4 separate regions of the Mus musculus genome follow, and regions 2, 3 and 4 are each linked to region 1. Evidence: chromatin loops called from intact Hi-C (ENCODE). Cell type or tissue: heart. All regions are shown on one strand.

Region 1 (8,000 bases):
ATATAGTGTAATTATAGTATTTCTGGGCTAATCAATATTCAAGATTTCTGGACACAATTAGGATGTCCTGGTGAAATAAGGAAAACAAGGAGACAGAATGAACACACCTGAGTTGATTGTGAGCAAGGATGTGAACTGGGAGGGATTAGGAGAGGGACATCAATTTCCAAATATTTAGGATACACAAGAAAGTACACTAGAATAACAGCTCTGAAAAGCAGTGCTCTAACCAGAGGATCTTCTCATGAAGCACACTGAACAAAGCCAGAAGATGGTCTCACATACTGGGAGCTTTCTCTCCCTGGAAGTGGTAAACAGAGATCGAATGCATCCAGCAGCTAGATGAGAGCTGGGCACCTGTTCCCAGCAGACCAGGGCACTCTGATGCGGTGACCTAGGGTCATTTCCCTAGCAGGTTCTATTTGTTTTTTAAGTCCCTGGAAGCAAAGCCTGTTTTGCTTCTCCTTCCTCCTCAATGTAAGAGCCAGGAAAAAAAAAAAAAAAGACCAATGGATTTACTGTTAAGCTTTCTGGTTCAGCTCCAATTAATTGAAGTTTACTAATAACCAAGGCTGCCTTCTTGAAAAAAGAACACAATGGCCCAACACTCAGAGGAACATGTTCAAGTGCTCCTAGACTTAAAGGGACCACTCTTCCTAGCCAGCTGAAGGTTCACAAGCCTCTCCTACTCAATGTACATTAATCCTAAGCCAGTAGCTCCTTTACACCAAAACCAAAAAAGGGCAAGTGGGGGTGGGGATGGGGAGGAGAGAGCATTAGAAACCTCTGGCCTTCACTGCCAACAGTGTCTGACCTAACACAAGGGGAAATGCAATCACAGCAAGTTCTTCACGAGACAAATTATACAAGGCAACTGATCACATACATCACCAATGAAGGCGCCCCAGATACACAAACGCACCATTAATAACAATTAAATTTACTGAGGGCTTGCAAGATTGATTAGGATGGGACCAGTAATTTATTTTCATCCATCATTTATAAATACAGTATCACTGGTGCACAATTAGGGATGTCTTTAAAAAAAAAAAAAGGACACAATTTAAAAAGAAACCAGATGGTAGTTGAGCCCTCAATACTGGTTTATGTGGAAGGCTGGTGGCTCATGTAGATAAGCAAAATGACTAATAGAAGTACTGGTGTCAGCTTCACATTGCTGGACACGGAGAGTTTTGGCAGAGATCTCCTTTGTGGTCTTGAGACACATAGAGTTGAAATTAGCAAAACCTCCTCAATCAGGGCTTGCTACTCTATGAAGTGGGCTACTGAAGTACTGTCTGGAGGTTGGGTCTCTCACTCACTGAAGAAAAAATGAGCCTTGGATTGTGAGGCAATTTCTGGGGCAGGCAGCAGGTTCACCCTTCGGGTGCCGTGTGGTGAGGAGACCGGTGATTTAGTCACTTTGTGGCAATGTGATGTGGTTGGGAAAGTACAGACTTCACAGCCAGACTAAGCTGTGAGTCTTGGGGCCTCTACCACATAGCTCAGCCATGACATCGTTCTCAGAGTCTTTCCTTCTTTTTACAACACAGGACGTGCTGGGTAGTTTTATGTCAAGTTGACACATCCTAAAGTCACTTTGAGAGGAGGCAACTTTGAGAGGAGGAAGAAAAATGCCTTGTTAAGATTGGGCTATACACAGGCCTGTGGGACATTTTCTTAATCAGTGATTGATGGGGGAGGACCCAGCCTGCTGCGGTAGTAGTATCAGCCTACTACCTCCTTGCGCTGGTAGTCCTGGGTTCTATAAGAAAGCAGGCTGAGCAAGCCACGGGAAGCAAGCCATTAAGCCGCATCCCCCATGGCCTCTGCATCAGCTCTTGCCTCTGAGCTCCTGCCCTGACTTTGATGATGAACTGTGATGTGGAAATAGAAGTCAAATAAACCCTTTCACCTCAATGTGCTTTTGGTCATGGTGTTTCACCACAGCAATAGTAACCCTAACAAAGACAGAGGGTAGCACTAACTTCATATGATCATTGTGATTATGATCAAAGTGAAGGACATACATATGGAGCTCCCCCCATGCATGGATGATTGAGATACGTGTGTTTGTGTGTGTGTGTGTGTGTGTGTATTCATTAACTAGGGTGATGCACATGACCTTGCTCTTTTTTTGACACAAGGCCTTGATTTATAATCCATGCTTGACCTGAACTCATGAATACTTCCACCCTACCTCCTAGAGCTGAGATTACAGGTGTGAGTCACCACACCAGGCTGGATAACACTCACTGAGATTTCTATGTGCCAGGAACTACATGAACTTCCCTATTTGACCTTCACTACATTTCTAGGAGGCAGCACTATCATTACCTTAGATTATGATCATGAAAACTAGCACAATGGTTTGCCCAAGTCACTCCACTATCAGGTTGTGGGGAAGATAAGGGGACCAGATAGCCTTATTCCAGAGTCAATCCCTGGAACAGCCTAAAAGTCCTCATGGATAAAGTTAACTTCCCTTCCTCTAAGATATCTTATCCACTATGTGCTCATCTTGGAGAACTGTACCTGCAAGACACCCTTCCAGGGGAACAAGTGACCTGAATCAGAACTACCAGTGAGTGGTGACCTCTCTCTGGGTCACTGTGCAGCTTTTCACCCAGAGAAATCTGAGGCCTACTAAGCCATCTAAAGAACTTTTAGGATTTAGTTGTAATAGCTGCCATGGCTGTTTGCATGCCCATATAGACTGACAGTTCAATACTATACAATGTAGATTCCAAGAAAAGCTAAGTCCAGAAAACCAGTTGACCACTTAGCTCGGTAACTGGTACCCAAAGAGTGTACCTCTAAGTGGGTACAACTTTCAAATACAGTTGTTGACTGGGGGAGGCACAAATCACCGAAGAACATGGGGCCCAGCTTGTCCTGTAGCTAAAGCTTCAGAGGTACATTCTCAGTTAAGGTTACCTGTTTAAAAGACAGTATTTATTTGGGGGCATTATATATGTCTGTTTTGCATTTACCTTCATTTTTTTCCATTAGTTTTTTTTTTTTTTTAAGTACTGAACACCAGGCTAAATCCATCAGAAAATCTGGTATTGAATCTTGGATCGAGTTGGATTTTCTTTGTATTTTTTCTGCAAGTCACCTTTCTTTGGTGTCCTTATTCACAAAGCTGGGATTTAATATATGTTTTGTGATGAGCTACAAGGAGTCTTAAGAGATCCTGGCATGGTAGAATGCTTTAATTTTATATCCACTGTATGCCATTATTCATAAGACTATGCAAGGCTACTGATTGAGTAAAAACTAGAACCTATACTTTTGGGAGCCCAGGGTAATATTCAACTATTCATGAACTACACCTATTACCTATGCACTGAGATTTTTATAAGCACCAAGAGATGAAGCAATGGCTAGAAATACCACCAACCAATGAGGCCTGATGCCAAGGAACACATCTATGCCCAAAGTGAGAAGCCTACCAGGATGCCAAGCCTAACACAAGAAAAATGTCTGGATTCCATTAAAAATGAAACTGAGGTCACGGAGATGGACTAGCAGGTAAGAGCAACAGGTATACAAACCTAATGGCCTCAGTCCAATCCCCAGATCGTTCAACATTTCAGAGAGAGAGGTAGATGTTCTCTAACCTTCACATGCTTGAATTTGCACATATGCGTGCGCGCATGCGCATGCATACACACACACACACACACACACACACACACACACACACACACACACAAATAGTAAACATAATGTTGACCTACAACTCTTAGAAGCCTGCCCTCACCTTAACTTCCTTAACCATGCCTGGCTACTGAATTTTCTACTTAAAGTAAACCTCACCTTCTATTTAAAGTAAACCTTACCACAGAGAAACAGATTTTGAACTGATAATCAGCCTGGTTCATTAGCGTTCTCAGCTTCCCACTTAGGGAACTGAGCAGGTACTCGGAGCAGTCCTGGAGTGAGCAGAGATCAAAGTTTTCATGACAATGAAAATGGAGATAAACTGAGCAAGGTTACATTAATAAACTGCTTGTATCACGTGACAATTTTCTGTGAAAATCCAAAGCTGTGTAAAAAGCTCCTCACAGTTCACAGTGATGATGAGAGCTGGAGAATTTTATGGCTAGTTAGTCAGGGGCATTACACCTAAACATTTGCAGTCCAACGCATACACCCATAAGAAACGCCAGGTTTAGGAGCAGTATTTGCAATCCAACCCATGTAAGAAATGGCAGAAGAAGCAGCACTATTTTATTAGTTGATACAAAATATCAGGCATGCACTATCATAACCTATGCGGAATATTTTTTTAAAGTTTAAAATGGATTATTTTAAAGAAAAAATGTAAACATGTATCGTTTTTGCTTCCACTGGAAACTATCAATAAAATTTTAAAAAGAAGCATTTGAATTAAACCCTGAAGAGAAATTTTATTATTTGCTTTTAAGAGAATGTATTCATCATTTTTCCTCAGGTAGATGGCATGGTTACCTGTTCCCCGCTGAGCTTTCTGTTAAGTGAACATCAAGTTGCTGGTGACTGAGTGCTAGAAGAACCTGGCTGCAGCCACGGCCACACTGCACACACGGTCTTCCCTCGAACATGCTCAGGAGGAACTGCCATCACACAATTGTGCCAGGCACAGGTGCTCGACACAAGCGCCCTGAAGGTCAACAGGTCCTGTCATCTCAGGAAGGCCTTCAGACACACAGGTTTCCTTTTATTATCGTTCTTTTTACAAAAAAAGAAAAGTTTCTTGAAAAAGAAACGTTCTCAGGACTTAATATCTATTTTATAAACAATTATATAATCTTGTTTTTTTTAAGACAGTGAGGGAATGTGGTTTTTGGTTGTTGCTGTTAGACATTTATAAATACTGGCGACACCTACCGGCAGAAAATATATATTTCTGTTCAGTCGCCTTTTGTGCTAATGAAACTTGCCCTGAAACCCACTTAAGTTTCTTTTTCCAATCTAGCCTATCTTCATTATTGGGAAGTGATTTATAGCTGACCAACAAAGTCGGAGCCATCAAGTTGTGTAAAGTGTACTTTGATTATGGTAAAGACAATTATATTAATAAAACTCAATGGTGATCCCTGAAAAATACCAATATTCCCCAAAAGCACTCACCTCCCATCCTTGTTTTTACATAATTACATCCCCACAAAGGGAAAATAAGATATACTTTATTTTGTGGATCCTATTAGTAGTGAGGAAAATTAGCATAACTGTTCCTGAAATGCTACAGCACATATATATCTACAGACTATGACTAACAAGGGAAGAAGGAATAAGCAGACAGGTTCACTCAAGCCTTTACCACAGGACCCCAAAACTCAAGACAAAAAGATGAAAAAAAAAAAAAAAGCCTGGTCAGAATTCCCAGCGATTTTCACTCTTATCTTCTCTGGCCCACTTTAATGTATTAACCAAACCAGGTATGCTTTATCTCCTCCCAGGAGTTGGAGAAGCCACCAGTCCCATTGCTACTGAAAACTCATATCCATTCTAGGCTCTATCAACCTGAACTCCATGACGGTACCAAACAGATGAGAGCCCACTACACTTCCACAGCTGCTGAGACTACAAACTCTACAAATATTCAACTAGCTACGGAAAGGCCAGAGGCTTATCTTGTGCTCAGCAAACAAAAAGGAGGATCTAACCAGAATCTGGTGGAGTCCTGTTGAAGGGAGGCAATCTTGTTGGAGGAAATGGATCTCTGATGCTACCAACCCCCAAAACACACCTATACAGAATTCAGAGCGTCAAGGGCACACACCAAGCAGACCTACATGTGTTGTGTAGGTGGAATCAACAGTGCTGTGACAAGGCGGGACACACACCTGCCTCCAGCGTCACTGCCCACCCCGAGTCTCTCAGAGTGAGGCAGAGGAAAGTGGAGAACGAACACACACACACACACACACACACACACACACACACACACACACAGACACAGACACAGACAGACGACATGATGAGCTGGTCCTACGGACTCCACCACAGCAAAACTGGAGTCTGATAAGACAATTAACTGTCTTCTCTAAAACCTTGAAAAAGAATGAGAATCGTCTTCTCCCCCAACTGAACCTAACCAACTTCTAAGGGCAGTCAGCAATTTGCCAGAGACAGGACACATGGGGGTGGGAGAGGAAAGCCTAAGAAAGCCAAACTGAGAGGACTCCCTGGATTACCCAAGGGCACTGCCCCTCTCCCCGCGCCCAAGTTCCCAGAATGGGAACTGTTTCTAGCATTTCAAGTCAGCTTCCCATTCACCAACGTTTTAGCTCGTTTTCAGCAGTCATGAAGGAGAGCCTCAATTACTCATTTAGCTCAGACCCAAAATGAACGACACCCTTCCCCCAACCTCCTTTATTGGTTACTTGTGACAAGTAAAGGTGCCCTGTCCCGCCCTTGCTCTCAAACAGCTACAAAACCAAGTGTGTCTGGTGAAATGTCTGAACCGGTCCCCAAGAACTTAGCTCTCTTAACCCCGGCCGGGGACGGGGAGACATTGCTTTACGAGGCTCTCTCTCGACACCCGGGCCTTCCTAACAGGGCAGCGGGTAGGTAGGTGCCTTTGCAGGCTCTAGACAGAGACTGGGGTTCGGTCTGCCAGTCGCTCGGAAGGAAAGAAGCAGCATCAAAGATCTGCGGTTCCCGAGCTCAGGGAGCAGGGCAGCGATAGAGGACCCACAGAGAAGGCGTGAGAGGGAACACTTGAAGGGGCGATCTGGAGAAGCGCAGCACGTGGGGGAGACGGAGAGAAAGCGAGCGGTACACAGGGTGAGGTGGCAGAGAAGCCCGGAGGTGCAGGTGTGTGGAGGGCGCGTCCTACCTCGTCCTTGGCCACCCCGCTGCCCAGGGGCGCCTCCAAGCTGCAGTTTGCCCTCTTGACAGTGAGGTAGAAGGGGTAATCCTTGGCCACCATGGCGGCTGCCGGGCCTGCCCTTTGAGATGTCACCGCTAATTTCAGGCGACAACAAAAATCCCGGGTAAAAGAGGGCCCGAGCTCCACGATGCAGGCGACGGCGATGCGAACACCTACAGCTGCTTCTTGCAGAGTGGACCTGACGCCTAAGCTCCACCGGGAAGGGCGGGGCCGCTTTAAGCCATGCCCACTGAGGGAGGGCGGGTAGGCGGGACTAGAGAGGCCCACCCCGCCCTCCAAGGAGCGCCAGGTGCGAACTTACAGACGCCTCCTGAGGCTGGGGCGGTTCTGCAGACTTTGGGGACCTCAGGGGACGCTTGCGTGGAGCTGCCAGACCCCAGACCGCTACATAGCTTGTAGCAAGGAAACCAGGACCCTAGGCAAACGCTGATAGAGCAGGGGGCAAGTCCCAAGCCAGGCTCTCACTTTCCGAGGGGTTAGGGGAGGAAACCTGCGTGTGCAGGGTTTCTCTACATCTCTGGCTGTCCTGGATACATTTTACTAAAAATAAGCTTTAGTAGGTAAAAGCAGTCCAAACAGTAAAATGCACCCATTTTAAGTGCAGTTCAAAAAGCACCGTGAAACCAAGCTCCAAAGCTGAGAGACAAATACTTTCCACCACGCAGTACGGAAGGAACGGAGTCCCCTCTAACCATCCCCTCTCCTCCCCCACCACACAGGCCCCTACACCTACAGCCTACACCCACGCTGGACTGATTCAGTCTGTTTCCAGCTTAGAGCGAAGACCACGCTTTTGGGGATCTTTTCTGGGGAAACACTGACGTTTTAAATGCCCAAGAAGTAATTACAAGATCGTTGCTGCAGCCCAGACCAACCTATAAAAAAAAACCAAACACACACACACACACACACACACACACACAAAACCCCAACAACAACAACAAACAAAAAACAAAACGAAACAAAACAAACAAAACCCTAAAAACAATGGTAACAGTCTTTAGTAAGAGTATTTAAGTAAGCTTTTCTAATTATAGAACACCACCCCATAGAGATCAGAGAGGAGAAGGGTCTATGGGTGTGAAACTGAAAGAGTTCCTTTATGTTGGCCTCAGTT
Region 2 (8,000 bases), 110 kb after region 1:
ATCTTCCCACGCCATGATGCATCTTCAGCGTCTTGCTGGAGAGCACTTCTGTACCACTCCATCAGCCCACAACATTGGGCGCTATGCAAACATGAAAGACGAGCTTGGAATGTTCCTTTACCGTTGTCCATTCTCACCACCGCCAGTGCTGGACACTTGGCTCATGGTAACAGTGTCCTTGTGGAGGATGTTAATGCATTCTGAACCATGATTACTGCGACATTACACTGTGACTGCCGATTGTTGATATGTGAACATGAGCCCTGACCATGTATTTCTTTGTTTATATGATCCTCACAACTCTGTTAAGACGGTCTTAATTTTATTATGATATTCTACTCTGAAGTTTTTTAAACAACAACAACAAAAGAATCTAAAACTCAGAAAGGTAATGTGAGCTTTCCATTAGCACAGGGCCTAGGTGGTACAGATCAGTCAGGTTTAGAACACCTACAGCACACACATACACACACACACACACACACACATACTCAAACATATATACACTCACACACACCACACACATATATACACACATACACACACACTTCCTGCCCCTTTACCCCTTACCATCCAAGAGCCATCTAGAAAACTACTTCTTTAATATTCAGAAATCTGACTCCTTGAACCAAAAACACTGGAAAGACAAGGAATGTCGACAACAGAACCTTTCACTGCCTCCTGGGGAAAGACATCCTCCTTTCAAAGCCCCACTTTACAGTGGTTCAAGATAAATCCTAACAGATTAGAGAGAAATTTAGAAAATAAAACCAGGAAGCTGTGGAGGCCCAGGCTCCTGTGGTTTGCTATTTTCCTTCACCTTGAGGTGGTGATTCATTTGTTTCAACATGGGAAACTACCACGAGGCACTTTCTGTGTAGACACTGGTGGCTGTGTTCCCACGCCTGTTCAATAACTAGACTTCTAGCTGAGACCCTACCACCACACTTCTTGGTATCGTGGGGACAAAGGCTGCTTCTCTTGTGTGGCTCATCTATGCAGCTGCCAGCATCTCCTGATGAGAGGCTCCATCCAGGCAGCCTCCTCCAAAGGTATCACAAGCAATAGATTTACTGGGGCTGTGAGAACTTCATTTGCATAAGATATTGGTCACGTTTCAGTAAAATTCTATCTTTACTAGAAATGAAAAAATGGGCTGGTGAGATGGCTTAGTGGGTAAAACCACTTGTGGCCAAAACCTGATGACCCAAATTTGATCCCCAGAACCCATGTGAAAAATGTGTGTGGTGACTGAGATCTTAAATCCTAGCACTCTTACTGAGAGACCGGAGGTAGAAACAGGAGAATTGCCCAGAAATTTGAGGGTCAACCAGCCTGGAGTACACAGAACACTAGAGACAATGAAAGAGGCTCTGCCTCACCAAAATGAAAGCTGAGAACAGATTTCTGAAAGTGTCCTCTGACTTTCACATACATATGCCTACACACACACACACACACACACACACACAGAGAGAGAGAGAGAGAGAGATGATAATAAATAAACAAAAAAGGTAGCAAATACTATATGTGGTGACACATGTCTGTTACAGCAGCACTCTGGGGCGGAGGTATCTTACATTTTAGGACAGCATGGTCTCCTGAACGAGACTCTGATGGAGTGGAGGAGCAGGAAGAGGGTGAGGGGGAAGAAGGAAGAGAGGTGACAAGAAAAGAAACTTAGCAAATTATAGTGTTTCTTCCATTTGAAATTCATTGCATTCTGTAATCTCTTCCTTTGTGTATGAGACACTAAAGACACCACAGAATCTAAAGCATCAGAAGACAGCCTTGGGATGTCCCTGTGCACCTGAAGTTACACAGAAGTTCCCACAATTCTGCCTGATGAGTTACAGAAGGGGACATAAAGTGATCAGTGCAGAAATGGGATGCTAGTAATGACCGAAATGTAAAATGATTACCATTGATTTAACCAACACCTAACATTGGAAAAGTAACAGGCCTTAGATTTCTGAGATGGTTGCCAAATTCGGGTACAAGAAGAGGAAACCAAGTTTTTATGCCATGGTTGGAGGGAGGAACCACAAGTGTCTGTGATGGGGTCATCCTGGCAGAGGGGCATCACCACATCGAGCCAGTGAGAATTAAGGACGTCGGAGGATGCCGAGCCTGGGTGTTTACTTGTGGTCAGCTCCTTTCACTGAATGTCTCTCGATCTACTTTTTACTGCTGCAAACACAACTTGGGCAGCTATACCCCTTGATTTACTATGAGTTATGGGGGAGGGGAGGGCAGGCCTCTAGATGCCACCCAAAAACTGGATATAGGTGACTTAACTGTAGAGATTCAGACCAAGCCCTGCTCAGTGCCCCAGCCCAACAAGATTACAAAATAAATGGAAAGCACGTGGGAACAGACCTGGCTGCCCAAGGTCAAGAACAAATAAATAAGAAACTCTTCATCTACAGTTTCAACCCAAGAACTAAAAATAAATGGTGCCTTGACACGGGATCCTTACAGATGGCTAACCTGCCTAGTCTTCTGGGCTTATCTTGCCAGTTTTGCTCTGAGCTATTATTTGTATGCTGTACTTTTTCTCTCTCTAAACAAATCGGAACCTTTATAACCAAATTCCTCGCATTATTTGGCAATTGATACTGTTGTGGCTTGAGTCTGAAATATCCCCCAGAGGCTCATGGTTTGGGCACGGATCTATTTTAGGAGGTTGCGGAACCTAGACCAAGGAAGGAGACCACTAGCGGAGGGGTGGGGCTTCAGGGCTATCTCAGCCAATCCTCCCCTTCCCCAAGTTTCTCTGCTTCCGGGTCCACCAGGCTAGGAACAGCCTCTATCACGTGCTCCCACGGCCACAGCCTGGGTGATTCTTCTGTACCATCATTACCACGAGGGACTGGAACCCACTGAAACAGTAAACCAAAACCAGAACCTTCCCTGCCTTAAGTTGTCTTTGTCTGATGCGGTCGCAGCAACCTAGAAATAATACAGATGCCCAGGGAACTGCTCTACAGTCTTGCCCGTGCGGGAGCTTTTGCAAAGCGGCCCTTTTGATTTCTATCTTCGAACACGAGCCTCCTCCATGCAGCTCTTCCAAGGCCTGTCAAGTCCTCTTGGTTAGCCTCGCCGTTAAAAGTGAACCCCTTGCGGGTTACTGACCTCCGCTCGGTTCTTTGGAAGAGAAAAGGTTTACACGAATGGAGCTGATCTCTATCAGCCAGAGAACTTCCTTACTTGGAAATGGCACTTACTATTTGTCAGTCTACTGCCAAATCAAGTTACGAGTGGAAAGGCCGAACGTGGGGGTGAGGATGGCATTTTTGAAGCTTCTACTGAATAATAATAACCAGGAGGATTTTTAAGAAGAAATTTGCTTAGGTCAGAAAAACAACTTTACGTTTTAATGTTCTGGGTCAAACTATGTAACAAAGCAAAAGTCATTTTTACTACAAAGTTTCTCCTCCGTTTTTTCAGGTATACTTAAAACAATCAGGGCATTTCTTTCATGTGTGTGTGTTCCTTGACCCACATAGGGCAATCACTTCTCTCCTTCCTCCATAATGTGGGTTCTGTGTACGAAACCGGGGCAGTCAGGCTCCCTCGCCTTTACCCACTGAGCCATCTCCTCAGCCCCTCCCTCCCTATAGTAACTTTAGCTACAGCCGCCTGCCAGGGCTAGGAAAAGCAGTAAGATGTGATGGGCTGGGCCCGGTACTGCTTGGTAAGACACTTCACTTCTGCAACCTGAGTTTTCTCATGTGTAGAACACATGTAATGGTGCCTTCCTTTCTCAACAACGTGTGGGAAGTCCTACAGGACACTGACTGACGTGTGTGAAGGCAGAGCAAACCGTGTAAGGACACCAGGGGTCCTCACATTCTATTTTTGTATAGGTTTAAATATTTCTGTTACTTTTAAAAAAAAATATTTTTACTTCTTTTCAAAGTGAAGAAAATGTATCCTCTTTTAAATTCTGTTTGATTCTGATCTGCTTGTTTGTGGTGGGGTCTAATGTGATAGCCCAGCATGGCTTTGCACTTGGAATTCTCCTGCCTCGACCTTTTGGGCACCCATATTTATTCATCACTGTGTCCATCTGAAGAGTTCAAGAATTCTACAAAAACATCCTCAAGAAAATACCAAGATATTAAGATGCACTCTGTCTCCATGATGCACAGCACCCTGATAGTCTAACAGTAAAGTACTTTTCTCCTTTTTAAAATGTGTGATTGGGTGCATCTGAAGAATAAAAATTGCTACTTTCACCTCCTTAAATCAGAATTGTAAAGGAGTCACCAATACTGGGAAACAGCACACCAGCCGGATGCTGGGGAGAGGTCTAAGTGTCTACACAAGGGATAATGCCGTCCTTACTGGAGGCCTAGCACCTGCTCCCACATAGGCCTCTCCCAGGACGCTGCCTCTTTAAGAGAGACTTCCTGGTGAGGCAGAGATTTCCGAATGCAGCTTCCTGGAGACCACATACATAAACAATAAACTCTGCTGAAGAACTGCAAATAGACAATACAGCCCATGCTGCGGCTGGAGCGGCTGGAACACGAACCAATTATGAGGGCTGACAATAGCCAGGGCATTCCATGAGGAATGCAGATCTGTGATAAACACAGGGAAACAAGTTACCCAAACACTATACACCTGCACGCAGTGAACGGATTTTTAAAAACACGGAGCCTGACCTCTCATACCAGAGAGAAATGGTTGCCTCCAGAGTCAGGGCTGTTTTTTAAATTATCATCGGCCAGGAAGAAAGCAGCCAAAACTCTTCTCAGAGCCCCGCCACACACTAAGTGCACACTCAAGAGAACACGTGTTTCCAGGCTGACCGGCGAGGCCTGGGACATCTCTAACAGCCAAGCGTGTGTGGGGTTGCCCTATAGTTGAACTCCCTTCCTGGGCCTGGGGAGCCCCCAGCTCAGAAACCAGAGCCCAAGTCCTACTAAAGAAGACAAACACTGCCCACTCATTTCCCAGCCTTCCTTGAAGCCAGAGCACCGGAGTACTAGCCAGGCTCAGCCAATTAGGTACTGCCATCGGAGGCCTAGGTCAGGAGCTGGGAGGCGGGGCAGCCAGGACACTGCAGGGCTAGTTGTGTGGGGGTCATAGGGGATCATCGTTAGCAGGGGTTGTGAGGGCAGATTGGAAGCTATGTTTTATTGTCAGGGCCGGGGTTATAAAAGTGACATCTTCCCCACCCAGAGACAGGTGTCCTTAGGACAATTGTTAGTGGTGTTATCTGGGGCTGTTCCTGATTTCCTGATCCTTCCCAGTCTCTGTGAGCGAGCGAGCGAGCGAGCGACCAACCGTGAATTCACTTTCTATTTAACAGAACTACATCTCTTGCTAAGGGGCTAGTTCCTGAACACAGTTCTGTGAGGCAGTCCCGAAGTTAAGAGCACAGAGTAGCTCTGAGCTCCAGTATGGAATGGCTTCTCTCACACTTACACTGCCTCCTGACCTTATGCCCTGTATCGGTTGGTCTCTGATTCCTCCTGGACTTTATCTTCTTCTGCCTTCCTTCCCCACCCCCACCCCCAGCCCCAGCCCCCAATCTGAGGTCACACGGCCTGTTTCTCATCAGGCTCCTTCCTGTCTCCGGGTCTGTGCACCTGCTATTCCTCTTCAGGAAACTCCACCCCAGCTCGTCACAGAGCAGGCAGCATCCTCACTGTGTAACATCAACTCATGGGAGGCCCCGACCGACCAACAGACAGACCAGGCTGTCCAAAGGACTTTGCTCCCCACCCCAGCTCTTAGTTCCCTGTCAAGATACCTGTTGATTTCCTTTGCAGAACTTACCACATCCTGTGATTAATTCATTTCAGATGACAGTAGCAAACACCACTGCCTGGGGACCTTCTACTCGCCAGACGGCAGGCGAAGTTCCCTTGATTCCAGGCTACTCAGTGATTTCATAGAGGTTACTGACACTCTCTAGGCTCAGAAAGGTTAAAGGAGTTGTCCCAAGAGCTAGGCTTGCCAGAGATGAACAAAAACTTAACGTGGATTTGCATCATGGTGCTTCTCACCACAGTGCTCCCACAGACACCAGGTGAACGAGGACCAATTGTGTCACAGCTGGTGGAACTTTGAACCTGGTACTCCAGATCGCAGCCTCCTCTTGCACACAGACACACACACACACAGACACACACACACACAGACACACACACACACTGACACCTTCCACCCCTGCCGGCATTCAGTCTAGCACCCACATGCCTCCCAGGGAAGAACTGTATCCTGATTTGGGTAGAGATGGGGCTCACTTTCCCCAGTCAAGAGAAACAGGCTCCAAGGGTGGGTGTGCATGAACACCTCAGAAGAATTCACAGCCAGCCAGATGGGATGCAAACCGGCAAACAACACTTTCAATGTTCTTGAAGAATTCTGAAGCCTGAAGAAGCCAGGAGCAATCTTCAGGCCCTCCCCAGGGGAAATAAATGCCTTCAAGGACTGTGCCAGGGCTGAGAACTGCTAGGGTGAAAAGAGGAGTCAAGACAAGAGAGTGAGGGACAGTGACAGCCCAGCTCATTGAGGGAACCAGTTAGTCAGAGGACCTGCAGAAGGGAACAAGAAAAGACTGGGGTACAGAGAATTGGGATCAAGGTAGAGATTCCACCTCTCCCTGGAGGAAACAAACCAGCTGGGGTGGTCCAGAATGGCTGTACAATCAGGTAGAAACTAACTTTGTCAAGGACAAGGACAAGGTCATGGCTGTACAATACTGGTCTAATGCTGGTAGGGTTGGTAGTCATCTCCTCTATATCTTTAATTCTACAGGCATAAGTGTGTCATCTAAAAACTGTATTCATGATTTAAAAAAGAAAAGAAGTCCCTTTTCAGTCTCCTGGCTCCCTTTCCCTGCAGAAGGAGCCAGGCAAGGTCCTCCCGCCAGCAGCACAGCTGTCCCTCTGGGGATGGGGAGCTACACAGAGCTCTGAAGTGGGTGATTTATGGAGAAGACCAGGAGTCACGTGCTTCTTGATGACAGTCACACCTGCCAAAACTCCCAAAGACCCACCTCAGGCTCATGTCATCTTTAAGAGCAAAAGCTGCTTGCTGCTTTCCTAACAGTGTAGTTTGGACACAAAAGATCTCCCGTGCTGAACAGACATCTGGGGGCTGTGGGAAGGGAGCCCACCATGACCCTCTGTGATGTTGTATTTCAAGAATTCCTTCCCTGGGGAGGTGTAACACTGTCTATCTCTCCTTACAAAGTGCCAATAGCAAAGCAAAGTAGGATTCCACCAGAGTTCAACTGGGGAGACAAGGAGGTACTAGGGTCTTAAAGCAAGGATAAGGAGTTCCCTCTAATTACATGGGTGACCTGAAAGCAGCTGCACTGCAAAGTCTTTATTCAGCACAGGTGACAGCTTCCCATAACCACAAGATCAATGTCCCTTCAGTTAACTACCTCCTATATATGCCAATACCACATAGAAGACTTCCGACCGCATCAACCTACTGAAGGTAGGTTAGGCAGAACTGGTTAGGGCAGAACTGCATACAAATGGCTAGAAGGAGCAAATGGAATCTCAGGGTCACTGGACCCTCCCCACCAGCTCTTTCTAGAAGGGAAATCTCAACAGCCAACAAGCCAACAGAACAACCTGTCTGGTGAATATAGGGGCTGATTTGCCACAATAAAAAGTCATTATAAGGCCAAGCATGCCTTGAATCCCAGCACTCAGGTCACAAGGCAGATGGATCTCTGCATTTGAGGCCAGCCTGGCTAACATAGTGAGTTCCAGGAACAGCCAGAGCTACATAGAGAGACCTCGTTTTTAAAAGAAGAGGAAGAGGAGGAGGCAGAAAGGAGGAGGAAGAGGAAAGAAAAAAATCATTATGAGCAGCAACAATGGTTGGGCTGTTTCTAACAGGAATATGAATCTGTACAAATAGACATTGCTAGTGTTAGCGTATGTACACACACATACACATATATGATCATATGTAGCAAGATATTTATCCATTAAACATAATATATAATATTATATAATGTA
Region 3 (8,000 bases), 230 kb after region 1:
TGAATATAGAGGAGGAACCTCAGCCAAGGTGCTAAGATACCAAAAGCTGCTTTGGAGAGATGGCTCAGCAGTTAAGAGCACTGTGGACTGCTCTTCCGAAGGTCCTGAGTTCAAATCCCAGCAACCACAACCATCTGTAGTGAGATCTGACGCCCTCTTCTGGCGTGTCTGAAGACAGCTGCAGTGAACTTATTCTAATAAAAAATAAATCTTTGGGCCAGAGCCAGTGGGGCCGACCAGTGTGAACAGAGGTCCTGAATTCAATTCCCAGCAACCACATGATGGCTCACAAGCATCTGTACAGCTACAGTGTATCCATCACATACATAAAATAAATAAATCTTAAAAAAAATAGACACAAGATCAGTGCTCGGAGAGTTCCTAGTGATCCTTGCCTGAGCACTAACTGCCACCCCCACAGGAAAAGATGACAGGGCGAGCTCCTGGAGTAGGAGCCACCTTGCCTGCTAGCATTCCTGGGGCCCGGATCTTTCTGTCCAGGTCCTCTGGCCAGAAAGAAGTGTTCAGAATTGTCTCCCACCCAGATGGACTTTCCTTAAAAAAAACAAAACAAAAAAACCTTTGCTGCTGCAAGCTCTTGTCATGGTCTCCCAGCACTGGGTGATCTCTCATTGGCCTGCAGCTCATCTTTGGGACTAAACACAAAGCATCTTCATTCCACTCTGGCTTCAAGAAGTCTCTGTGACCAGAGACCCAGTGATGTTCAGGAAACACACACCCTCGACAGTATTGCCAGGGGAAATGTCCACATCCAAACCCCAGGCCTCAACCTTTCCCTCCCACTTCGAGTGGTGGGAAATCCCCACCACAGTTCAAGCAGTATTAAGTAGGGGCTAGAGAGATGGCTCAGCGACTCTTGCAACTGGGCTTTGGTACACACACACACACACACACACACACCGTCTGTGGATTATAGACACCTGTATGAAACTCAAGTTCTAGGAAAAGAGCTCTGATGTCCTCTTTGGATCTCAATTACTTGCATGCAAGTGACTCGCATACAGACACACACTCATAAATAAAAAGTTTTTTTTAATTAAAAGAATTAACTAAGGGGCTTCTACTTATTGAAGGCCCAGCAGATTTCCAGCTCACCGTTCCATACCCGACAGTCTCCCCATACAGCCCTGTCAAAATTGTCTTCCCTTTGTGTTCAATTTAGCACTTAAAGAGTTGGAAGTCAGGCTCAGCTAGATCTGTCTCAAAAAAAAAAAAAAGATTTATTTATTTTTTTATTTTTATTTTTTTAAAAGATTTATTTATTATTATATGAAAGTACACTGTAGCTGTCTTCAGACACACCAGAAGAGGGCATTAGATCTCATTACAGATGGTTGTGAGCCACCATGTGGTTGCTGAGATTTGAACTCATGATCTTCAGAAGGACAGTCAGTGCTCTTAACCACTGAGCCATCTCTCCAGCCCCCTTATTTTTTTTTTTTTTAATGTCTTCTACACATCCGGCACTGGACCAGGCTCTGGAGAACTGTGGTAACTGTCATTAAAGCCGATTCCTTCTGGGATCTCACTGAACTAACTGATAAGTGAGACAGACCCTTAACAGGCAGGTAGGGCCTAGGATGTGGCAAAAGACACTGAAGAGGAGGTGCTGGTGAAGACAGCAGATGGCCTTCTGTACTGGACTGGGCCCTGACATGGCATGGGGAAGCTGGAGAGCATGGGCTACATGGCTGGAGGTCCACACAGTGGACAGGCGCTGAGACAACAAGGCAGAGAATGCTTCATGCCAAGTTGAGGCAGCAGACCTCGCTCACAAAAACACTCAGACAGTAGTATGTGACTTGGAGGCACAAAGCTAACTGTTGAGTGAAGTGTAAACAGAGTGGTAAGTGTCCTATACAGGATGAGAGGAGATGTGCCTTTTTATTATTACTAAAGGCAAAGCCCTTGGTTTCCTGTTTCATATGTCAGGATATCCAGAAAGTGAGACATACCTGCAAGTGTCATGGGTAGGAATAACAGGTAAGATCACCCCACAAGAGTTTATACTGCTGGGGACTGAGTTCAGGGCCTTAGATCTGCTAAGTGCTTTCTTTTCTTTTGAGACTAGGTCTCAATAAGTTACTCGGGCAGTCCTTGAATTTTTTAAAGGACTCATAATTTTCCTACTTTAGATGTTTGTTTTGTTTTGTTTTTTGTTTTTTATTTATTTATTTATTTATTTATTTTTTGAGACAGGGTTTCTCTGTATAGATAGCCCTGGCTGTCCTGGCACTCACTTTGTAGACCAGGCTGGCCTCGAACTCAGAAATCCGCCTGCCTCTGCCTCCCGAGTGCTGGGATTAAAGGCATGCGCCACCATGCCCAGCTTTTTTGTTTTTGTTTTACTTTAGACTCCAGTGTAGGGATTACAGTCCTATGCCACCAGGCCTGGATCCCATGAGTTTAGTTTATAATACAGTGTCCCCTCATATCCTGCTAGGCTCTGAGGATGGGCAGGGAGTTAGGGGGTAGGGACATAGGACTTGGCTCCCATAGGAATGGGACAGGGAACAAGCAGAAAATATGTTAGACTATCTAGTCTTTAGAAACTGGCAGAGAAGCTGGGCATGGTAGTCCATGCCTTTAATCCCAGCACTTGGGAGGCAGAGGCAGGAGGATCTCTTAAATTCCAGGCCAGTCTGGTCTACATAGCAAATTCCAAGACAGACAGGGCTATACACAAAGACCTGCTACAATCCTACCCCCAGAGGTGTTAGTGTGTGTGGTTTTCATTTACCATACTTGTCAGTATTTTCCTTGACATGAATCCTTTAGTTGGTGTCTGTACCCAGGATAAAACCCATGGCCTGTGTGTTTACCAGGAAAATGCTGTTCTTCTGAGCTGCATCTTCAGTCCAAACAGACCATTCCCCTGCAACTTGACTCTTAGCTGAGACAGACCCACGAGCACATGTGTTGGCTCACACCTGTATTCCAGCACTTGGAGGAACAGGAGTTCAAGATCTCCTGAGCTATATATTAAATACAAGAGACTGCACCTCATACACACACACACACACACACACACACACACACACACACACACACACACACACGACCCTAAAAATGGAATTCCTAGGAAAAGATACTAAACCTTTTGCCTGTAGCTATAACCTGCACAGATAATCCCCACCCTTGTTTGCAACATCTGAGAATCAGGGTACAGCCTGATGATGTAATAACACATATGAGTGATTCTCATCTGGGGAATGGCATTGTCTGCAAGAGGCGTAAAGTCTTGGTTTTACTGTTCAAGTCAAAGCAATATCTGGAAGTAGCTATGGAAGACTTCTATGCAAGTAAAACCTTCCTGCTCACCTGGGTTAGGGGAAACACAAGGAACATAATGAGCAGAGAGCGGTTTGCCAAAGCTGTACATAGGAAACACCTGGGTTTGACTCTCATCCCGAAGGCTGAACGACATGTAAACTCCAGAGCCTGTTGGGAGGGCGATGAGCTGGTCACAGCAAGCGGTATCCAACACCTGGGTGACTTGGATAGAGCCCATGTGATGCAACAACCCTCTGTCTCTAGGAAACTTTGTCCAATATGCACACAGAACACTACCCCCAGAGAGAAACCAGGACAGAACCAGCCATTCAGGAGGAAATAGGAGCATCCACGTGGGTCTGAAGACAGGGAATCCTAGGAGCTGGCTGGAACCAGACTGCAATGTGTAAAGATAAGTTTTCTTCCCAAGGAAACCTTGTTTTGTTTACAAGTCAGTACCTGTTCACAAAAGAAAAACGTTTCTGGGCACCTGCTACATGCTGAGCAACCCCCTCTGAGTGTTTTATCCTTCTGGGCCCATGAATCAGGTACATCTTTACCCTCTGCTGATACTGAAACCCAAGACGAGGGCACTTGTCCCAATAGGCCAGGGGTCACAAGCTGGTTAAAGCAGCAGAATATCAGTCCAGCCCACACAGAACATTCCAGAAGCGCAAGGATCCATCTTATGCTCACACAAGCTGAGATGAGTCCACCTAAAGATACGTGTTGGGTCTAGACTGACGGGCAGTAATCACCACAAGGGCGGGATATAAGCAAAAGGTGTTTCAGACAAAGAAACAGCATATGCAAGGCCCTAGGCATGGCTACATGAAAGTAGAAAGATGTGGTAGCTTTGATCCCAGCACTCGGGAGGCAGAGGTTCTCTGAGAGTCTGAGGTCAGCCTGGTCTACAAAGAGTTCAGGACAACCAGGGCTATTACACAAAGTAACTCCTGTCTCAAAACAACAACAACAACAAAAAAAAAGAAAAAAAGAAAAAAAAGAAAGAAAGAAAGAAAGAAAGAAAGAAAGAAAGAAGTTAAGAAAGAGGAAGGAAGGAAGGAAGGAAGGAAGGAACGAACTGTGGAGAAGGAAGACAGAGAATGGTCTATTCCCCTTACATAGCACAGGGCTATGTAAGAACTTTGGTATTCACTCCAACACCACTGGTTTCAAATAAGGAGTTTCATCTAATCAAGTGCCCACCTCCCCCAAGGGCCATCTCTAGCTGTCCTTCTACACTGAGACATCCATGAGGCTCTGCTTTAGTTATACACCAGGCCATGGCTGAGGAAGGCTTTGGAAGAAAACCTCACTTTACCACACCTGCCCTGCCCCCTGGTGACCACACGTCCAGAGACAGTGTGTGTCATGTTAAATGTCCAGAATCACTTACATTCAAACCACCAAACAGCCTTGCTTGGCTTTCCAGATAGGGAAACTAAAGCCTAAACGAGGCAAGCCACCTACCTAGAATCAAAAAGACGCCAGCAGACTGAGCTCTGAGCTCAGCCAGCCAAAGGCTTAATCCCAATGCTAATAACAAAACCTCATCACTAACTTGCAACTTCACCCAGTGCAGAGGATATTTACGCGCCTTGACCCTCAGAGGTTAAAACCAAAGGCAGAACTTGCCTACACTTGCATTCAAGGCTAGGCATGCCCCTACCTTCCTGGACTCCAAGTTCCTCTTGGCCCAGCCTCAGTTTGGCAGGATGCCAATACCTAGCCACTTCCTGGCATATGCCACAAAAGTGGGAAAGATGGCCCTATGCCATCTATCTCATCCTGGAGTACTGCTAATTCTTCCTTCCAAGACCTGAACAGCTTAGGAACCAACCTACCTGGGGTGATAGGCAATGAAGAACCGAGACACACATAAAGAAAAAGCTGGGAGGCTGGAAGGATGGCTCAGTGGTTAAGAGCACTGGTCGCTCTTCCAGAGGTCCTGAGTTCAATTCCCAGCAACCACATGGTGGCTCACAACCATCTGTAATGAGATACAGTGCCATCTTCTGGTGTGTCTGAAGACAGCTACAATGCACTAATAAAATAAATAAATAAATAAATAAAGCTTAAGAAAGAAAGAGAGAGAGAAAAGGAAAGGAAAGGAAAGGAAAGGAAAGGAAAGGAAGAAAGAAAAGAAGGAAGGAAGAGCTGGGATCAGGTAGGCTGGGCACTCAGGAAACCATGTTTATTATATATCTGAATCTGGGAGGCAGGTTTATTGAGTATAACTCAACAGGAGTTGGTATACTATGTAGAGCTGAATAAAAAGGTTTAGTCTCCGTATGAGATTCATATTCTCTCTCTCTCTCTCCAGGGGTGTTGTGGCAAGCTGTAAACAACCCAGGAGGAAGCCGCTTCCAACCACATTTCTGTATAGCCAGCATCCACACACAAACCAGCGGAAGGCTTTGCGGTTCCCATGGGTCTGAGGCCATTGCACCTTTGACATACTCATTCCAACAACACGTTACCTCAGGGCCCCGTCCACTCCTTACACACTCATTCACAGCTTTCTCTGATCTCCATACACTCCTGCTTTTGTTAATGCCTGGGGTGAGGGTAGCCATTTGTCCATCGGACCTCACAGCAGAAGTCTGGAAACGATGAGCAGGAGAGTAAGATTTGCTCCTGATATGCACATCCAGGAAAGAGCAGTCACCCAGATTATTATTTCTGCCCTTTAATAATGAGAATGCTCTGACTTATGAACTAGATGTGATGGTGTCTCAATCCTTGGCCCAGGCACCAACACTGAGGATTCTCGGAGGCTCCTCCTTCCTGTGTCTTGTGGAGGTCACAACAGACACAAACACCTTCCAGGAACCAGCTGCTGACTGCCTCTTTCTTCACTTCAGGAGGAAGCTTTCAGCCTTTCTCAACTTCATGTCTACATTTACCTGGCTGGCTAACTAACCCTGAGCAGTGAGATGGGCTCTGCCAATTTTTGACATCCCTAAGACCCCAAATTTTGACCATCTCCTTTTTAGGTAATGGCTGGAGGCTTATAGCCTCCTTACTATCATCAGCCATTGCCCCCTTCTGGATACCTGTCACTTTCAGGTACACTCTACCCACAACAGGAGCTCAGCTGAAGCCACCAACCCCTAAAGCAGGACTTTGGGTCCATTCTATAGAAAGTGGGCACCAGGGTCCCCTAATCACAGGGTCACAATACCTGCAGCAGAGCTGGGATGTGATGAGTTCCAAGAGCAAGACACAGATGCAAGCCCTCCTTACCTACCGTCTCAGGCTGAGGCAGACTCCTCTGCCGACAGTCAGGAGCTAGGGAGGAAACGGGACAGATATTCGGAAATAAGGAGCCACTGCAGGCTTACAAGAAAACATTTTATTTGATGTAGAAAATTCTAAGGTACAAAAGCATCTTACAAATGTCAGCCATGACTTACTATCATCTATTTACAATGTTTATACAGTCAAATATACCACAATATACCAGCAATATCGCCAATGTAAAAATATGGCACAGTGCTATAGGCTGTCAGTGCTTACCATTCTGCCAAAAGCCCCAGAAAGGACAAACTTGGACATAAAACAGAACAAGGGCACCAGTCCTCCCCACGCCTGAGGCCCTCCTCCATAACATGGAAGCTTCCACAGTAAAAACACTTTTGTTTTTAAACAGATCAGAAAAACCGAAGCTACTCTTAAAATGACCACTTGAGTTTGAACAGAAGTTTTTGCTTCTGTTCAAACTTGATATGCTTCTTTGAGAGAAAGATGGATTTAACACACACACACACACACACACACACACACATATGAACACATTGAATATAATCCAGTGGTAGCCACACAGGGCCAATATTCTTCCTTCTCTTCCGGCCAGAGTCCATGTGATATAAATATTAGCTATCCAGTCGGGGGTGATCGCTTCTGTCTGGCTCTTGATTGCATCAAACATTATGCCTGCTTAACTGAGAGATCCAGCCCTAGAGGAGGAGGGAGAGGTATCTGGGGTCCCCAGTGAGTATCAAGGGTGAACCAAGAGGCAGGAAAGAAGACTACTGGCTGAAATTCTCCAGAGGCCCTCCCTGAGGCATTCCAAGGTGTTTGGAAATAGTCCCCAACAGTCAACGGGAGGTGGCCCTTGGCAACCTCTGGCCTCACCTTGCCAGAGGTTCTGGTGAAGTGTGTGCCATTTAAACAATATGATTCACAAAATACAGGGCAAGTCTAGAGAGAGGTAAAAATAGAACCCCAGGTTGGCGCGTGGGATAGCTGCCGCTCAGCAGGTAGGCAGGTGCTGGCCTTGAAGAAGACACCAGACACAAGCCCCAGCTGCTCACCTGCAGGAGAGAATAAAGCACAAGACAAGGACTGCCACCAAGGAAGCAACGGGTGGTGTTCTGATTGAGCATATGCACCATGATATTTTTATGTGGTGAGAGCAGCCAGCCCACACAAATCTCCCTGTAATCCTAACTGGAGCATGGTTGTCAGGCAACACCCATGTGAACAAGGCATGGGTGTCATTCGGATAACAAAACAGCGTGAGGCTGAGAAGCCCCCAGAGCACAAGAGCTGTGAAAGTCCTTAAGTGGGTGGGATTATTTACTACTGGGGGGAAAAAACACACCAGGGGATGACCTCACTGCGGTTTCCACTGCTGGGAAGGTGACCAGCTGTTCTTTCTCCTCTATGCTGCAGACAAAAGAAAGCTGGTTTGAATTTCT
Region 4 (8,000 bases), 92 kb after region 1:
ATGATGAGAAACTTCCAAATGAGAAGTTGAAAGACCTTCTAAGTTGTAATCATCCGCACTTATGAAATGTTTATTCAAAAGGAGACAGTTCAACTTCCATCCAGATATTCCTCCATCTTTATTATAACACAGTTTTCTGAAGCCTGTGCTGCGGACGTTTATAAGTCATAATGATGTTATCTTTTTAAAAAATATTTATTTTGTATATGTGAATACACTGTTGCTTTCTTCAGACACACCAGAAGAGGGCATCAGATCCCATTACAGATGGCTGTGAGCCACCAAGTGTTTGCTGGGAACTAAACTCAGGACCTCTGGAAGAGCAGTCAGTGCTCCTAACCACTGAGCCATCTCTCTAGCCTCATGATGTTCTCTTTTTCTTGCCTGATGTATAAATTGTAGAATAAAACAATCAGTGAAAAAGTATTGCCCAGGTTGTGACCTATTTTTTTTTTAAGACTGGTACCCTAGCCATATAATGTTAGCCAGTTTGCTATCACTCTGGATCAATTTCTCTATCTCTCAGTTCAGGGATTTGAACCAGATGGCTTCTAGCATCTCCTTCTCATACGATAGCACGTGGCCAAGGACACTGCTGGCTGGGAGAGGAAAGGCAAGGAGGCTGACAGAGACTGGAAAACTTTCAGGAAAAGCCTGAGGTTCTCCACTTACCTCAAAATTGCCAATAACAATAATCCTTCTACCAGCAGTGTGTGTGTGTGTGTGTGTGTGTGTGTACTGAACAGACCACAAAAGGGATATCTGTTTATGGTAGATCTGGAAGAGAGGCTTTGAAGTCACGCCCACAAGCTTTCCTGTGGACGTTGGAAACTTCCAGAACCCTGCTTGTGTTGGTAAAGAGACGCAAGGATGCTTCAGACAAGATGAGACCTAAATCTGCAGGAAGCAGAGCAAAGTGAAAGCATGGAGCCTTTGGCCCCAAAGTGATGACGTCTCAAGACAACTAAAGTAGAATAGACCAAGCACGTGACCTCGCTGGGAATAGGTTCCAGTCAGGTTATACTGGCTGCAGGTTGGCTTCAGGCTCACAGAAGCCTCAATGCCTCAGGCTGGGGCCTTTCCCCAAGCTCACGTCGGGCATTAGACAAGGTATGATTTATTCTTTAGGAATGGCCTACAAGCATCTAAGACCAGCTCAAAGAGAAATTCTATCTAAAGGAAATATAGTATCTCAATTTTTATATTCCTTCTTCACTCAGGGAACCAGAATAGAGAACATATTTCCTGTTGCATGCACACACACACACACACACACACACACACACACACACACACGTTTCATTAAGGCAAAGAGAGGTGAGGTACTGGAAGGGAGGAATTAAAACAGGATATCACTCATGCCTGCAGGGTCTCTCACATAAAACTGAAAGAGGACCAGAGATGCTGGGGGTGTTCTCAGCTTCCAGTTAAGTTGCAAATGTGCGGCCAGCACCACAGCACCCCACCTTTAGGGACACACGCTACACTCAGAGAGCAACTCTCCTTTCTGCCTGGCCTGTAAAAAGATGCTGGAATCACAGATCTGCTCCTGGGTTCATCCACTGGAGCACTGCATTCTGGCCAACAGACAGGAAGAAAGCCTGTTTTATAGTTAGCCTTGAGTTACTGCCTCCAGAGCAGTGGATCTCAACCTGTGTGTTGAGACCCCTTTGTGTGTAGGTGTGGGGGGCAGTGGTAAAGGACCCTGTCACAGGGGTTACAAATCAGATATCCTGCATATCAGATATGTACATCATGATTCATAACAGTAACAGGATTACAGTTATAAAGTAGCAACAGAATAATTTAATGTATCTAAGGACCGCAGTGTGAGGAAGGTTGAGAACCACTGCTCTAGGGTTTGGCAGTCCCCAGGAGTCCTCAGAGCACAATCTTTTCACTGTCCTGAAGAGCTTTCTCACAGATATAAACATGTTGCTTCCACTTCCTTCAAACCACCTATGACTCACAAACTTCAATCTGCCAAATGCCCAATCAGGCTTGTGTCTAAAATCTGTCACCACTGGGTGTCTACGGTGACACCTATGACTTATCATGGAACCTACCACACACCCATGACTTAGGCCCAGCCTTCCTCCTGCTAGGCCTCCCATGCATCTTTTATGACTCAGTCTGTGGGTCCTGGTTTAGAAACCCTCCCTGAGTCACTCCAAGTTTTCTCCTTTCATATTTAAAAATATGAAAAAGATATTTATATTTTTAATAGATAATACAATGCATTGGGGTGTTGGGGCATTTTTTGCTAACCATTTTGGGTCCCTGCCCACCCAAGGGAAAAGGGTGAGACATAGTTTCATATAGTCCAGGCTGGTCTTGAACTCTTGACTGCCTAATCTTCTGCCTCTGAGATTACAGGTGTGAGCCATACTGCTTGGCCAAATGCATGGGATTAAGTTGTAATACATAGCATACAATGACAGGGACACCTCTCTCCTACCCCAGCTGTCCTGTTCTCTCCTGGGAGACAACCTCTGCAGTGAGTTCCTTCCAAATTCTTCCAGAGTTGCTTCAACATAAAGCCGCAAGCAATTCACCCAAATAGTGGCAGCCCTTCTACTGTAGCTTGAAAACCTTCCATGCTAACAAACCATCAAGCCAACACAGATGGCTTCATCTCTTCAGTAGCTGCAAATCATAAACACACACACACACACATATACACAGACATATATACACATACAGAGACATACACACACACACACACACACACAGACATATACACACACACAGAGACATACACACACACACACACAAAGAGACATACACACACAGACAGACAGACAGAGACATACACACACAGACACACAAACACACAGAGACACACACACACACAGAGACACACACACACACAGAGATACACACACAGACACACACACACAGATACACACACACACAGATACACACACAGACACACACACACGCACACATGTAAGTGCTTGAGACAGGGTTTCTCTATGTAGCCTTGGCTGTCCTGGAACTCACTCTGTAGGCTAGGCTGGCCTGGAACTCAGAGATCCACCTGCCTCTGCCTCCTGAGTAATGGGTGCCACCATGCCCCGCCCAACAACGCAGATTTCTAATGCACTTACTCACTGAAATCTGCACTAGCTGACATGTTTGTGGCTACAGAAGATGGTCTACATGATCAGTCCCTGTGCAAGACAGAACACTGCAGTAATATCCAGGCTAAGTGCTTAGCCCTGCCAGACTATACCGGGAGAGCCCACTGCAATTCATACTCCTGCCGACCAAAGTATGGACCAGCCTGCCATTCTCACCCACAGTGTTATCTATATTTAAAATCCCCACCAAGTCTCAAAGTGAGAAATGAGAGTTTGGTCCGGTTTAAATTGACATTCTTCTGAGGTGAAACCTCTAGAGTTCTGCTATACTATATAGTAGTCAGGAAGTACATGCAGCCATTCAGATCTATAATCTAATCCAGTAAAACGAAGAAAGAAAAAATGTGCCCAGCTCCTTCACTGCACTAGCCAGTTTCAAATGTTCAATGCCACATTTGTGGCTGCTGCCCTCCATGTGAGTCAGGATGGGTTCTCCAGGTGGTCCCACACTAAACCTGGACTGGCTGCTGTGGCCCATGTGCACTGACCAGACATTTGAAATGTGGCTGGTCTCAGTTGACCTGTATATCTGAAAGACAGTGTTTTTAAAAAATTATATATATATATATATATATATATATAATTATAAAATATATAATATAAAACAACTATAAAATTATATAATTTATACATAATTATATAAATTACATAAAAATATATATCTTTAAATATCTTTAAATTTTAATATATATTTTAAAATAATTTTAAAATATAATTAAATACCAATTAATATATTGCTATTATTTAGATATATTGAGATATTGAGTTAATATTATAAAAATTAGTTTCTTTTTGTTTTTACTTCTTCTTTTTTTTTTTTTGTTTTTTTGTTTTTTTGTTTTTCGAGACAGGGTTTCTCTGTATAGCCCTGGCTGTCCTAGAGCTCACTTTGTAGACCAGGCTGGCCTCGAACTCAGAAATCCGCCTGCCTCTGCCTCCCGAGTGCTGGGATTAAAGGCGTGCGCCACCATGCCCGGCTTTACTTCTTTTTTTAAATGTATATGAGTACACTGTAGCTGCACAGATGGTTGTGAGGCATCATGTAGTTGCTAGGAATTGAACTCGGGACCTCTGCTCACTCTAGCCCCGCTCACTCCCACCCAAAGATTTATTTATTATTATTATATGTAAGTACACTGTAGCTGTCTTTAAACAGACCAGAAGAGGGCGTCAGATCTCATTATGGATGGTTGTGAGCCACCATGTGGTTGCTGGGATTTAAACTCAGGACCTTTGGAAGAGCAGTCAGTACTCTTCTTACCCGCTGAAGCCATCTCTCCAGCTCTGTTTTTACTTCTTTTAGCCTGGCTATTAGAAAATGTAGAATTATGCATGTAGTCTATGTTGTTTCTGTGCACAGCACACCCAGGGACATGTGCTTCAGGAGCATGTCTGCCCTTCCATGGGAATTACTGCAATCCATATAGCCATATAGTTGCAAAGTGAAGTAAAACAGACTCTTAGGATGCTTTTCCCCTATGCTCACCCCATCCCCATAAGACAGGCTGAGCTGAGAAAGGAAAAAAGAAAGGGCCACAGGATTCTGCTGGCCAAGAATTGAGCCAGGAACAAGCTGGCACCCTCCCCGCTTGGGTGGACACAGGAAGCAGAAGCCTTGCTGATTCCGGGCAGGAACTGATTTCCTGGTGCTTCAGAGAACAATCCACCAGAAAACAAAGTGAATGGCCTTCAAAAGGAACCCAAGAAGGCTTCAAATGTGAATCTCCAGGGCTCTGCAGGGCCGTCCATCCCTGCTCCATCCCATCTCCACCCTCACCCCGGACTTAGACTGGCCTCCGCACAGGTCCCAGCTCAGCCAGCTCTGTGTACAGCTCCAGGTGAGGACAGAGAAAACAGAAACCAGAGAAGAAAACAGGCTCTGCTGGCACGTTCTCACAACATGGGGGCTATGCAGTTGAGAGATGGTCCATGTTCCTGCATCTGTGCCTTTGACTTGTGAAAGGGAAGGACAAAAACCATCGTTTTTTAGAGTAAGATCCGTGAAGCTGAGAGTCCAGGTCAGGCACTACATTCTAAGAAGATAGTAAGATCTTCATGGGCTGGCAAAATGGCTCAGCAAGTTAACCCTTGTGGCCAAGGCTTGGAAGCCTGAATTTAATCTCCAGGACCCATATGGTGGAAGGAGAGAACTAACTCCCAAACGCTGTCCTCTGATGTCCCTATATGCACCACGGTGTATATAAAAGTGCAAGTGTATGCGTATTTATTACACACATACACAGACACATACACATATGTTATAATCACATGTGTTTGTAAAAAAGTTTTTAAAGATGCAATCCCATTTAAGGATAAATCTTTTTTTTGGGGGGGGGGGGTTGAGACAGGGTTTCTCTATGTAGCCCCGGCTGTCCTGGAACTCACTCTGTAGACCAGGCTGGCCTCAAACTCAGAAATCCGCCTGCCTCTGCCTCTGCCTCCCGAGTGCTGGAATTAAAGGCGTGCGCCACCACGCCTAGTGGGATAAATCATTTTTATGCTTGGGAAAAGCATTTGTCGTTGTTGTTATCTGTGTGTCTTTGGGCAAGGGAACTAACCTACCTGTTGTGTAACCAATCAAATAAGATTTGTTGAGAGGAGTTTTCCTGCCTCTTTCGATGGGTGAGTACCTTGTGTACATAGAAACGAGGTCTCATCAACCCCCCCATCCTCATTGCCTGCCTCATTTGGAAACCACCCCCCGGCAGTTGACATAAGAAAGACTCTGAACCTGACCTCAGCACAAACTCCTAAATACCTTCCCTTCCTCCAGACAGATTTCTTCAGAGACGGAAGGAAAGAGAGCGGATGGGTGAATCCCTGGAGTGGAGGGAGCTCTTCCCTCAGGGTGGAAATGCTCATGATTGTGTGCAATGTTCCGTGGAGAACACCCAAGGGTATGTGAGGCCTCACGGGGGACAGAGGACTGGTGATTTAGAGGGACTATGACAGACCAAGTACCCTGCTAAATCCTCACTACACTTGGGTACTTGAAGAGTTAACACCCAGACCAGCCTACAATACACACCTGGGAGTTCTACACCCAAGCTGTACAGGAGCAAACCCTGCTCTCTACCACGTGCCCCTGTACTCCTGACACTGAGACAACTCACAATCCCCTTCTCCCAACCTGTGTCCCTGACACCAGACCTTGGCCAATCGATCCTTTCTTGCATAAGGACTTTAGAAGCATGCTGCAGGCCATTCTGCATGGATCTCTGTATCTGCCCGGTGGGGACATGGAGGAACAAGTGGAGTTCATCCTGAGAAATAATCAGCACTAGCCAAGTCTCAACTAGTCCCCACAGACTGCAATCTATCATGTATTTATTGAGGTCTGAGACATGGCAGACTTTGGTTAGATAGTCTCATCATCTGTATCATTTATCCTCAGCCCAATATAGCAGAAAGTTCTACATAGAGATCAGTACATGTAGGCTCAGCAACAATATCTGCGATCCCTCAACTGGGGCCTGTGACTTGCTCTGGCCAGTGGAGTGCGGGTGGAAGGGACAATTCCAGGCTTTACACATTGGGAGGGCCAATTTTAATTGTCAACTTGATACAATCTAGAATCACCTGGGAAGGGAGTCTCATTGAAGGTCTATCTAAATCAGGTTGACCTGTGGTTTGTCTCCTGGGAGAGTGTCTGGATTACAGTGACAGGTAAGAAGCTATAGCCCACTATAGGCAGCACCATCCTCTGGGCTTGGGTCCAGGGCTGTTGTTAAAAGGAGAAAGTAAGGTGAATGCAAGCATGTATGCATTTTCTCTGCAGTTTTGACTATGGATGTGACTAGCTGTTTCCAGTCTCTGCCACCTCCATTTTCCTGCAGTCATGGACCATTGCCTGAGCTGTGAGCAAGAATGAACCCTCTCTCCCATGCTGCTTTTATCAGGGTATTTTGTTACAACAACTGGAAAAGGAGGCCAGGATAGACCTTAAAAGATGTAACACCTCTCTGCTTGCTCCTCTGGACAAGAGAAGAATCCATTTGTGACCTCTCATGGAGCAGACTCCTAGCCAGCCTGCCTGTGAGGTGAATAAAGATTGTGTCTCTCTGCCTCAGATTTTGGGGACGTTACTCAGCATGAACTGAACAAGAGTGACCCTGACCTCTCTCACGTCTCACAAAGGTGGGGTTTTATGAACTGGGTCATTTTGTGGCTTTCTTGTTGCTTCCTCTCCAAGCTGGTAATGGTCCATTCAAAGAAGCCAGCAGAGGCCACAAAGATGAACATTTGGTCATCTGAACACCTGATACAAGCAATAACCAAGCTGCTTCTCCAGGAGTCCGGGGGTGGGGCTGATGGCTCAGAACTGGGGTGATTGTTCATTCCCATGAAGTAAGCAGAGTCAATAACCACAGCCGATGTCAGGGGACAGGTTGGGGCCTGTGAAAGGACAGGAAGGAGGCCGACAGGACCAGTAGTGAAGAGGTGGGGAGATGGGCCAAGCAGCTTGCTGAGATGACCACACTAGGCATGAAGAGAAGCCAGAACAGGGCTGAAGTTAATCAGAAAGCAGGTGGGCAGAGCCAGAGGTGGCAGCCAGAGTGGTCCTGAGCTCTTGCCCACAGCAGAGAGCAACCTGGACCTCAGGAGCTGGGAGGCCACTGAAGCATATGACACGATCCCAGGGTGTCGTAGAACCACCACAGAGCACATGGGGTGTGCCCATCTCTGTTTATCATGTTTCTTGGCAAAGAAATGGCTGAGCTGTTATTCAGGACTACTAAGTCATATGACAAAGGTAAGGTTTAAGAACAAAGTAAAACACAAAACTAAAAGGCAAAACAACAACAACACCAATAATAAAAAAAAATAGTATGTGAAAAATTACTGTCCTGGGCATGT

What was found. Hi-C counts contacts between places; a loop is a spot of excess contacts. Peaks named below come from ENCODE experiments on the same cell type or tissue, not always from the same donor. Only the 100,000 strongest peaks of a DNase experiment are listed, where the experiment ranks them.
Region 2: a loop joins it to region 1, with 3 times the contacts of the local background. A loop is called at or near these places in 9 of 42 quality-filtered maps.
Region 3: a loop joins it to region 1, with 1.8 times the contacts of the local background. A loop is called at or near these places in 2 of 42 quality-filtered maps.
Region 4: it touches region 1 in a loop (2.0-fold over the local background); 11 of 42 quality-filtered maps call a loop at or near these places.

What each region holds. Positions count from the first base shown.
Region 1 is chr14:27,335,099-27,343,098 of GRCm38, reverse strand. It overlaps Arhgef3 (Rho guanine nucleotide exchange factor (GEF) 3), which reads right to left and starts at 7,062. Exons shown (of 10, transcript NM_001289687.1): 1 at 6,830-7,062. The coding sequence starts at 6,922. In heart, CTCF peaks have their summits at 4,663 and 4,878 (motif pointing left); a DNase peak (open chromatin) is centred at 7,088; H3K4me3 peaks cover 2,580 bases; H3K27ac peaks cover 1,885 bases.
Region 2 is chr14:27,227,355-27,235,354 of GRCm38, reverse strand. It overlaps a transcript of Arhgef3 not described here. Among named protein-coding and RNA genes, the nearest start is that of Gm34848, 34 kb to the left of the region's middle. In heart, no CTCF peak of the experiment used is centred here; DNase peaks (open chromatin) are centred at 4,454, 4,894 and 5,634; H3K4me3 peaks cover 664 bases; H3K27ac peaks cover 3,664 bases.
Region 3 is chr14:27,105,924-27,113,923 of GRCm38, reverse strand. It overlaps Il17rd (interleukin 17 receptor D), which reads right to left. Exons shown (of 13, transcript NM_134437.3): 13 at 6,638-8,000. Among named protein-coding and RNA genes, the nearest start is that of Il17rd, 71 kb to the right of the region's middle. In heart, CTCF peaks have their summits at 160 (motif pointing left) and 4,636 (motif pointing left); a DNase peak (open chromatin) is centred at 7,953; H3K27me3 peaks cover 313 bases.
Region 4 is chr14:27,243,376-27,251,375 of GRCm38, reverse strand. It overlaps a transcript of Arhgef3 not described here. Among named protein-coding and RNA genes, the nearest start is that of Gm34848, 18 kb to the left of the region's middle. In heart, CTCF peaks have their summits at 283 (motif pointing right) and 4,308 (motif pointing right); DNase peaks (open chromatin) are centred at 805 and 4,745; H3K27ac peaks cover 321 bases.